Regions from separate parts of the Homo sapiens genome. Here regions 1 and 3 are each linked to region 2. Evidence: chromatin contacts called from ENCODE Hi-C or POLR2A ChIA-PET data. All regions are on one chromosome and are shown on one strand. Each heading gives the region's core, a stretch centred on a gene start or an enhancer-like site at or near the end of the contact. The rest is flanking DNA. Distances are from core to core; before and after follow the strand shown. Region 1 overlaps RAB31 (RAB31, member RAS oncogene family). Region 2 overlaps VAPA (VAMP associated protein A). Region 3 overlaps RAB31 (RAB31, member RAS oncogene family).

Region 1 (2,829 bases), core at 302-2,801, 160 kb before region 2:
AGATTCCTTAAAGAACTAAAAGTAGATCTACCATTTGATTCAGCAACCCCACTCCTGCGTATCAACCCAGAGGAAGTCATTACACAGAAAAGATACTTGCACACGCATGTTTATTGCAGCACAATTTGCAGTTGTAAAAATATGGAACCAGCCCAAATGCCCATGAATCAATGAGTGGATAAAGAAAATGTGGTATATATATACACCATACAATACTACTGAATACTACTCAGCCATAAAAAGGAACTAAATAATGACATTCCAGCAAACTGGATGCAATTGGAGACCATTATTCTAAATGAAGTAACATACTAAACATCGTATGTTATCATTCATAAGTGGGAGCTAAGCTATGAGGACACAGTGGCATAAGAATGATACAATGGACTTCGGTGACTTGCAGGAAAGGGTGGGAGTGGGGGTGAGCAATAAAAACTACACACTGGGTACAGTGTACACTGCTTGGGTGATGGGTGCACCAAAATCTCAGAAATGACCACTAGAGAATTTACTCTTGTAAGCAAACACCACCCATTCCCCAAAAACCTACTGAAATTTTAAAAATAATAATAAAATAAAGCTAAAAGAAGCATGCTAAAATATAGCTAAAATATGCACCTAATCTTAATCTAAAATTGTAGATGTGGAATTGCTAGTTCAGAGTCTCTGATACATACTGTAAAATCCACCTGTTATTTGGACCCAGTGTTTCACTGTTATGTACTTTCACTTTTACCCAAATTAAGTATTATATTAAAATGAGAAAGAAAAAATAATCCTTTAAAAATATATATTTGCTTTCTAATGACTTTAAACTTCTTTCGTATTTTTTAGCTATTTCATTTCTGATCTTAATAATTGAATGATTATAGCTTTACCCACTTTTTTCTTGAGTAATTTGTAAGAATCTCTTAACATTAAATTATACATAATGTCTCCATTTGTTATTTATATTTTAATTTCTATTTTAGGTTTCTAATGGTCAAACTTGTTTTTTAGGGTTAAATCAATAATCCTGTCTTTTATGAATTCTGCTTTAGAATACATGCTTTAAAAGACCTTCAGAATGCTAAAGTAAATATTAATTAAAGTTATATTAAATATTTAAATAAAACACATTTTCTTAAAAATACATTTTAAACAGTTTTAAGAAATAAATTAGGATGAATATTCTGGCCTACAAATGCTAACCTCATTAGAAAGTCTTCTATTTTTCTGCTAAATTGAGAACACAGACTTCTGTGCACGGGAAGCAGCTGCCTGGGGCACCTCTTTAACTCCATCAGCTGTGCCTGCCTAGTCCTCAAATGAGGTGACCCATTCAAGGAAAAATGTCTACTTAGAGACCTCACTTCTTGATATACGTGTGTATTACTTGTAGTTGATCTGCTGGTTTTTTGTTTGTATTGTTATGTAAACTTAAACAGAGAGAGTTTCTTGATTCTCTTTTTACCTCTGGCTATGAAATAGTTGCTTTTGCAGCTGCCTTTAATGAACACAATAAGTCAATTTTGCGAATCGCTGGCTTAATGTCAGCGATGCTTCTGCTTCTCCTGCTGGCGGACGTTCCCTGATGACTTGCTGTGTTCCATGTACTGTTCTGAGTGCCTGTGTGTACTGATGCATTCAGCCCTCCTCGCAAAAGCACTTTGAGGTTGAAACTGTCGTTATTCCCATTTGCAGGTGAGGTCACTGAGACAGAGACATTAAGTAACTTGCACAATGTCGCAGAGCTAATAAGGTGTAAAGCTGAAAATTGAATCCAGCAGTCTGGGTCCTGAGCTTTGTAGTTTTATTTTGATTGAAAAATCACACAAAAAACCATACGGTTGAAAGTAAAACTATCCAAACTCCCACTACCCAGATATTTCCACTATGGATATTAGATGATCGTTCTTCAGATATCTCTACGTGATTGATAATTTTATATCAATGGGATTGTGATTCTTTATAACCTGCTGTTTTCATTTGATATTACAGTGTCACAAAGGAAAGATTTCTGTGTGATCAAAACAGAATGTTTAACACTTACCTCTAACAGGCTATTCAAGGAATAGTCTTTTGATGAAACTTGAAATCTGCGAAAATGACTATTGTAGTTTGTAGTTTGTTCCACTTACCATCGCAAAGAAAAATACCAGTGGGAAGTTTTCAGATGACCATATTTCTAATTATTGTGATTGCTTTTCCTAAAATTTGACTTTTAGAGGTTGTAGACATCTGACTCCATTGATACATCCATAATTTTAAAGAAATCACTAGCATTATACATGCAAGGCATGACTCCACAGTAGGGATATTCTTTCTTTATACTTCGAGGAAGACGGATTTAGTTTGGGATAACGATTTCAAAGTGAACATTTTTAGAGTCTAGATTTGTGGAGAGTGTGTGACTGATATCCATGTGGCTATGTGGTCACCTGATCTCCCCAGCCCTCGACGGCCTGATTTCATTATCCTTGGGCTGTCCTTGTCTGGTGTCCCCTGGTGGAGTCTTGCATCTCTCCAGTAATGGCAATTTTTCAATTGTTTTGGCAGCTTGTTGCTGGCTTTAATTGTGCTTGTAATGATGTTGCCTAATGTTTGAGCTAAAAATAAATTCCCTGCTGTTGCTTGTGCCTATTGCTATTTGTTCTGTCTCATTAATTATTGGAGTCCCGTGAATTTTATTACCCCTCTTTATCATCATAGAAATGTTATTGTTCTTTTAGTTTTCATAATTTTAAACAAACAATCACTTTGGGTTTATGATTTGACAATATAAAGACAGATTTCTTTTTTTCTTTCTTATTTTATTTTATTTTATCTTTTTAAGACAAGGTCACACTC
Region 2 (3,083 bases), core at 584-3,083:
ACTGAAATGGGATTTGTTCAAATTGAGCTGTGCTGTTGAGTGTAAAATACTGATGTTGAAGAGTTAGTACAGAAAAAGGTAAAATCTTTTTTTTTTAATGGTTACATACTGAAATAGTAGTTTGGGTATATTGGGTTGAATCAAATATATTATTAAAATGAATTTTACCCATTTCTTTTTACTTTTTAAATGTACTGTTGGAAAATTTAACTTTACATACGGGGCTCACATTTGAAGCTCACATTGTATTTGCGTGGGGCAGCATTGGGCTGGAGTATGCTGGAGAAGCATCTGTTTATCACCCCTCTTTGCTTTAGTGTAAGCTCTTCACTGTGACTGGAAAGGCCCAGAACCCTGCCCCTCCCGACACAGCACATACACACATTGACGTTTTGCTACTACAGCATATAGCCTTTGCTGGGACCCTCTCCAAAAGAAGAAAAAAATCGATTTGTCATGTCTGCTTTGTGCCTCCACTATGCTGATCGCCTTCTACTGCTCTTACTTGTTAGAGGCCTTTCTCCCTCTAGTGGGCAGTAATTGCCTTGGTGGCAAGGGCAGTGCTTCATTTATCTCTGCATTCACCATACATGCATGTGGTAGTCATTCATGTATTTGATTGAATTAAATGGATGGCGAAGGAGGACTGATTTGAATATGTCTGAAATTTATGAATAATTTGTCTTTGACAAGTAATTACTTGTTTCAAGACCTAAATACCTATACGTTGCTCTCTAGGCTTTGTTTGAAGCTCTTTGCAGCAAAGTAGATGATACAAAAATGTATGTAACTAAAATAAGCTAAATGATGGGAGTTATTTGATTATTCCTTTTGTTAGGTGTATGTAGGAACTACACTCTAAATTAAAGGCACTGTGTTTTAAGTCGATCTGTGAACTCCTTTGCTGAAATGCTTTTTAAAGTGAATTTTTGTGTCTCTTCATGCTTGATGTTTCATAGTACCCCCTCGAGGGGTACCCGTCTGCTTCCAAGCACTTGTCTGGGTAGCGGAAAGAATATCTTTATTTCACACCTACACGCCATGGATCTTTTAAAGGATGTTGTTGGTTACTTTTACTTCATCTGCCATGACTTCCATAGTTCTGTTCTTTGATAAAGATGTGCTCCTTAGGGTGCTCAATAGATTTCTTTCAAAAGCCACTGTTTACCTCTGGCAGGGAGGGGAGAAGTGGAAACAGTGAGAATGACATAGATGGGGCAGGGCTGGAAAATAGGAAGAGTGAACCAGGGAAGTAGGTGAGAGAGACTTTATTCCTGGTTTCTACTCTTTTTATGCTAGTGTTCTGTATGAGATTTTATTTGAGAGATGATTCTGCTGCTGGAAAAGTAAAACAAAAAAGCTGGGCTGGGCGGGTGGCTCACACCGGTAATCCCAGCACTTTGGGAGGCTGAGGCGTGTGGATCACCTGAGGTCAGGAGTTCCAGACCAGCCTGGCCAACGTGGTGAAACCCCGTCTCTATTAAAAATACAAAAATTATCCGGGTGTGGTGGTGGGTGCCTGTAATCCCAGCTACTTGGGAGGCTGAGGCAGGAGAATCACTTGAACCCAGGAGGCAGAGGTTGCAGTGAGCGAGATCACGCCATTGTACTCCAGCCTGGGTGACGAGCAAAACATCGTCTCAAAAAAAAAAAAAAAACAAAACCCTTGAAGACCCACTGGCTTACAGAATTTCAGACCCTATACACAGGCCCACCATAATTTTTTGCCAGGTTCACTTTCTTGCTCCTGTCTGTTCACTATCCCTTTTAATTCCCCTAGCCCTGTGGTTCTTAATTCACACTGCATGTGAATCACCTAGTGAGCTTTAAAAAGTTACAGTTGACCAGGCTTGCCCCAGACCTAATGAGTCACAATCACAGGAGTATTAAAAGTTCTGTAGATGTTTGTGATGTGTAGCTGAAACTGAGAATTACTGTTTATATAGGACTAATTAGCATGAGACCAAAAAAACCCAACTCCAGAAAATCCAGTAATGCAAATAAAACTGTGCCATTAGGTGTACTCTTTTAGTTAGTGTTTATTTATAAGCACAATAAAGGAATCATGGGAGAAAATATTGCCTTGTACTGAAAAAAGTAAAAAACTGTCCTGCCATTTATCAGATTGGTTAACAGACAGAGATAAAGACAACTGTGTAGTTAACAGGTATTAGTATTTTTCCCAAGGTTCACATTGCACACAGTGTCATAACAACCTCCTGCTTGGAGTGACTTCTGCTTTCTTCTGAGAAACCTTCTGCTCTAAAGACATAGTGCTGTGTGAAGCCATATCAGCAAGAATGAAGCAGCCTACTCTTGACTGGAGGATCTAAGTCATTTTGACACAGAGAAGCACCCTCATTTTCCAGTCCAGGTGCAGAGCTTCAGATAAGGGTTTCCTATGTACATTTCTCATCTAAATTTGTAGTTTCTGAAGAAACAGTATTCTTTCTCTGCTTTGCAGTCGAGACCTGGTGCTACCACTTTACACACAGCCCTCTGCTTTGCTTTGAGCATATAAAAACACTGTTACTTAAATTTCACGCTAAACTGTTTCCTTCCCCCAAATTCTGTGATACCATATCTCTGTTTACGGCAAGAACACCCTTTTGTGCCTCTGCTGTTCCGGTTCCTTAGTTGCAGTGTGTCAGTAAACCCAAATGGCAGACTACAGGTCTGGGTAGTTTTTGGCTGATTGGGCTAGGACGGATGTAACTGATTTTAAATACCATGGGCCACCTTGGAAGTACTCTTCTTTAATTATATTTTTAGTGGGATTTAAAAAAAGGTAAATATAGCCTATCTAACTTTTGCTTTTTAGGAATACATTTCTCAGCTCCAGTTTTAAAAAATCAGTGTTATTGAGGTATAATTTATATCCCATGGAGACACCCACTGTGAGTGTACAATTCATTGATACATAGAACTTTGTAACCATCACTATAGTTCAGTTTTAGAATGTCTATCACCCCCGGAAAGTTTCCTTATGTGGTTAGCAGTTAATCCCCTTTTCCGTCCCCAGCCATAGGCAACCACTAATCTACTTTCCGTCCCTATAGATTTTTAGCTCCAGTAGTCTCGTT
Region 3 (2,700 bases), core at 201-2,700, 210 kb before region 2:
GTAAGAATCGCGATATTGCAGCGCAGAGTTGGTGGAAACAGCAAGCAAGGGTTTCGAGGACTTCAAAGACTCCTAGGGGCAAACTTCTACTGCTTCCTACTGAAGAGTGGATGGGCCTTCAGGGAAGTTCCTGGCAGGAACAGTCCTCCCATTTGTCTGGGCGGATGGTCCGGAAGAGCAAAGACATGCTAATGAGACAGAGGAATAGCAAGTCCCCTTCAAGCCGACAGGAAGGGGCCTCAGTTCTCAGCGCCAGCCTGAGTGTGGGGGCTGCTTGGCTCGGCCTGTTTCCACGCTAGGGACGTTCTACGTGTTTTCTTCTTCATGGCTTTTTGTTTTCTAATAAAAGATGTTTCTATTCATAAATGTTGTAGATGAGGATAATGTCTATTTGTTTTATTTTGGAGGGGCAGGGTTGGGGAAGGCTGAGGAAGGGGGCTGTCTGATTGCTGGCTCATGCCCAATTACAGTTTATTTCCTCCCTGAGTGCCCTCTTTGATGTGGGAAGGAAAGGGAATGAAATCCTTCTCTTTTACTCATGAGCAGTGCAGACGCCTTCTCCGGACAGTTTGGCTTGACCTGTGCAGAGTGCTTTTTCCCCAGCGAAATGGAACAGGAAAGCTCACGGCAGCAAGTGGCAGAGGGGTGGAGCCACAACTTGGCTCTTTTTCCTTCTTCTTTTCCTTCTTCTTCTTTTTAAAAAAAATCCAGTCCACTAAAGCACGAATGTTTTTCAAAGTCGCAAATGAAATACAGTAGGATTTTAAAAAACCAAAGCTGTCTTTCAACATGTTGATGTTCTCGGACTGTAGCAAACATGGTTTGGACTTGTCCATTTAGAAAGCAGTGTAAACAGGCTCTGAAATGCCATTGTACCAAGGGAAATGAGGACATGCGGCAAAGCTTTAAGAATTCAGCCCCTAGACCTGCTTTTGACTGAAATAGTTTTGCTTGAAATAATTTATTTTCCTTGAATTTTTTGATTTTTATTTCTTCAGTTCTGTCTGGTCACCTTCCCTGTATAGGCATGACCAGCACCTGAGGAAGAATGATTAACACATGTACAAATAACTTAAATGTACTCGAAAGCTATAAAACAATATGTGTGTTACTGAAAATAAACAGATAGTGTAATACCTGGATTATAAACATCTTGATCCCTTGAAAATAAAGTATTGCCTTAATTCAAATAATAATACCTCAATGTTTATATAGTGCCTATCTGAAAAGTATTTAAAGTTACTGTTATTTTCTAGATTTCCTGGCGGGTTGATTCACTGGAGGGCTAGTTGGTTAGGGAGGTAGCACCTGAGCTGCCACCCTCTCACAGCTCCCAGATGGACATGGAGTTGGGCGCTGGGTGGGTTTGGGAAAGCTCCTGGGTCCGGCCCTCCCGGATATGCTTCCTGCCCCAGGGCTTCAGGGGATCTGCGTTCTCAGGCCACATGCAAAACCAGTTGTTAATCATCCCTGACACACTCTGAGTCACCACCACCCTCTGGGAAGCCACAGGGAGACCTTGGCTGAAGCCACCGCAGCACCATGTTTCGCCATCTTGCAGCCAAGTCTGTTTATTTGTCTGCCTTTGGCACCTCCAGGACCTCTGTCTTTTGATTGTTGGTCTCAGTTTGCAGACAGATCTAACTGTGGACTCCCGGGTGCGGTCTGTGCCTGTTGGGAAGATGGGCAGCTGACTCACTTCACTGTCATCCCCTCACCCATCTTCTGTGGTCCCAGGCTCCACTTACCTCCTCTATATGACCCTGTAGGCGCAGTGGGTGCTTTAATCATGGGGCACAGTGGGTGCATTAATCTTTCCTCATTTTAGTTTGCATTTTTATTTAGCGGTGGAGTTGCCTCCATGAATTTCTGTTCTCATCCACACCTTTAGTTTTTCTCTTTTTATTTTCCATGTCATAGTAGGAGGAAATTTGGAATTAGCAGAAAACATTACTGAGTATTTCCAGTGGAAAACTATGCATTGTGTAGAGCATACCCTTCCAAGGTATCTGATTGTAGCCTTTGATCCATTTCATACCTCCGTAAGTTGTAGGTAATTGGTAGCAATGCAAAATAACTATTGCCTGTAGACATGCAAAAATGTCTGTTAGCATGGCTAAAATGACCCCCTCCAAGCCGTAGGAAAAGCAAAGTTCGTATTTGTAAATTCATTTCAACATTCCTTTACTCCATATATACTTATGCTTCTCTGACTTCTCCTTTTAACTGGTTGTAACATCTTATTAATTCCCTAATTAATGGTGAAGTCAATAAAATCTTTGACATGTTCATTTTGTATCTGTATGAGAGTTGATTTTACCTTTGATTATTATTTTTAACGTAATATTTTATGGTCCCTATTAAAAATAACAAAGGCACCGTGCTTCCTGGTTAACCAGTGACAAGAATGGGCCCTAACAAGAGGAACTTGGATGCAAAAAGCAGAATGAATTAATCCTGAGGGCTTAAGACATTGGAAGTTTTTCTCTTAATATTGTAAAAATGTGTAGACTCATAAACAACCAATAGTCAAAGAAGAAATTACAATGGAAATTGGAAATTACCTTGAGATGAATGAAGACAAAAGCACAACATTCCAAAACTTCAGAGCAGTGCTCAGAGGGAAACTTATAGCCATAAACACCTACATTAAAAAAAGAGAAAGACTTCAAATCAATAACCCAATTTTACAACATAGGG

Evidence for each region. A loop is a pair of places that touch in the nucleus more often than their neighbours do. ChIA-PET counts read pairs that join two places held with the same protein, here RNA polymerase II (POLR2A). Pooled maps may share reads with other maps.
Region 1: a map of Calu3 shows a loop between it and region 2 (2.1-fold over the local background). The contact joins two enhancer-like sites. A Hi-C loop is called at or near these places in 22 of 168 maps with a recorded cell type or tissue (Calu3, HepG2, PC-3 and 9 more) and 19 of 50 pooled maps. POLR2A ChIA-PET finds 5 or more read pairs at or near these places in 1 of 52 experiments (K562).
Region 3: a loop to region 2 is called in a map of PC-3, with 5 times the contacts of the local background. The contact joins two enhancer-like sites. A Hi-C loop is called at or near these places in 1 of 168 maps with a recorded cell type or tissue (PC-3) and 1 of 50 pooled maps. POLR2A ChIA-PET finds 5 or more read pairs at or near these places in 4 of 52 experiments (AG04450, PC-9, activated T-cell and 1 more).

The regions. Positions count from the first base shown.
Region 1 is chr18:9,795,825-9,798,653 of GRCh38, forward strand. The region is part of intron 3 of RAB31 (RAB31, member RAS oncogene family); the gene reads left to right. Among named protein-coding and RNA genes, the nearest start is that of TXNDC2, 89 kb to the right of the region's middle. Within about 2 kb of position 1,552, at least 11 of the 41 ENCODE cell types and tissues checked have a DNase peak (open chromatin) inside an H3K27ac peak, as active enhancers do.
Region 2 is chr18:9,950,923-9,954,005 of GRCh38, forward strand. All of the region lies in intron 5 of VAPA (VAMP associated protein A), which reads left to right. Among named protein-coding and RNA genes, the nearest start is that of VAPA, 38 kb to the left of the region's middle. Within about 2 kb of position 1,834, at least 2 of the 41 ENCODE cell types and tissues checked have a DNase peak (open chromatin) inside an H3K27ac peak, as active enhancers do; they include PC-9, where a contact is called at or near this core.
Region 3 is chr18:9,742,206-9,744,905 of GRCh38, forward strand. All of the region lies in intron 1 of RAB31 (RAB31, member RAS oncogene family), which reads left to right. Among named protein-coding and RNA genes, the nearest start is that of RAB31, 35 kb to the left of the region's middle. RefSeq lists an enhancer at 1,327-1,621. Within about 2 kb of position 1,451, at least 16 of the 41 ENCODE cell types and tissues checked have a DNase peak (open chromatin) inside an H3K27ac peak, as active enhancers do; they include PC-9, where a contact is called at or near this core.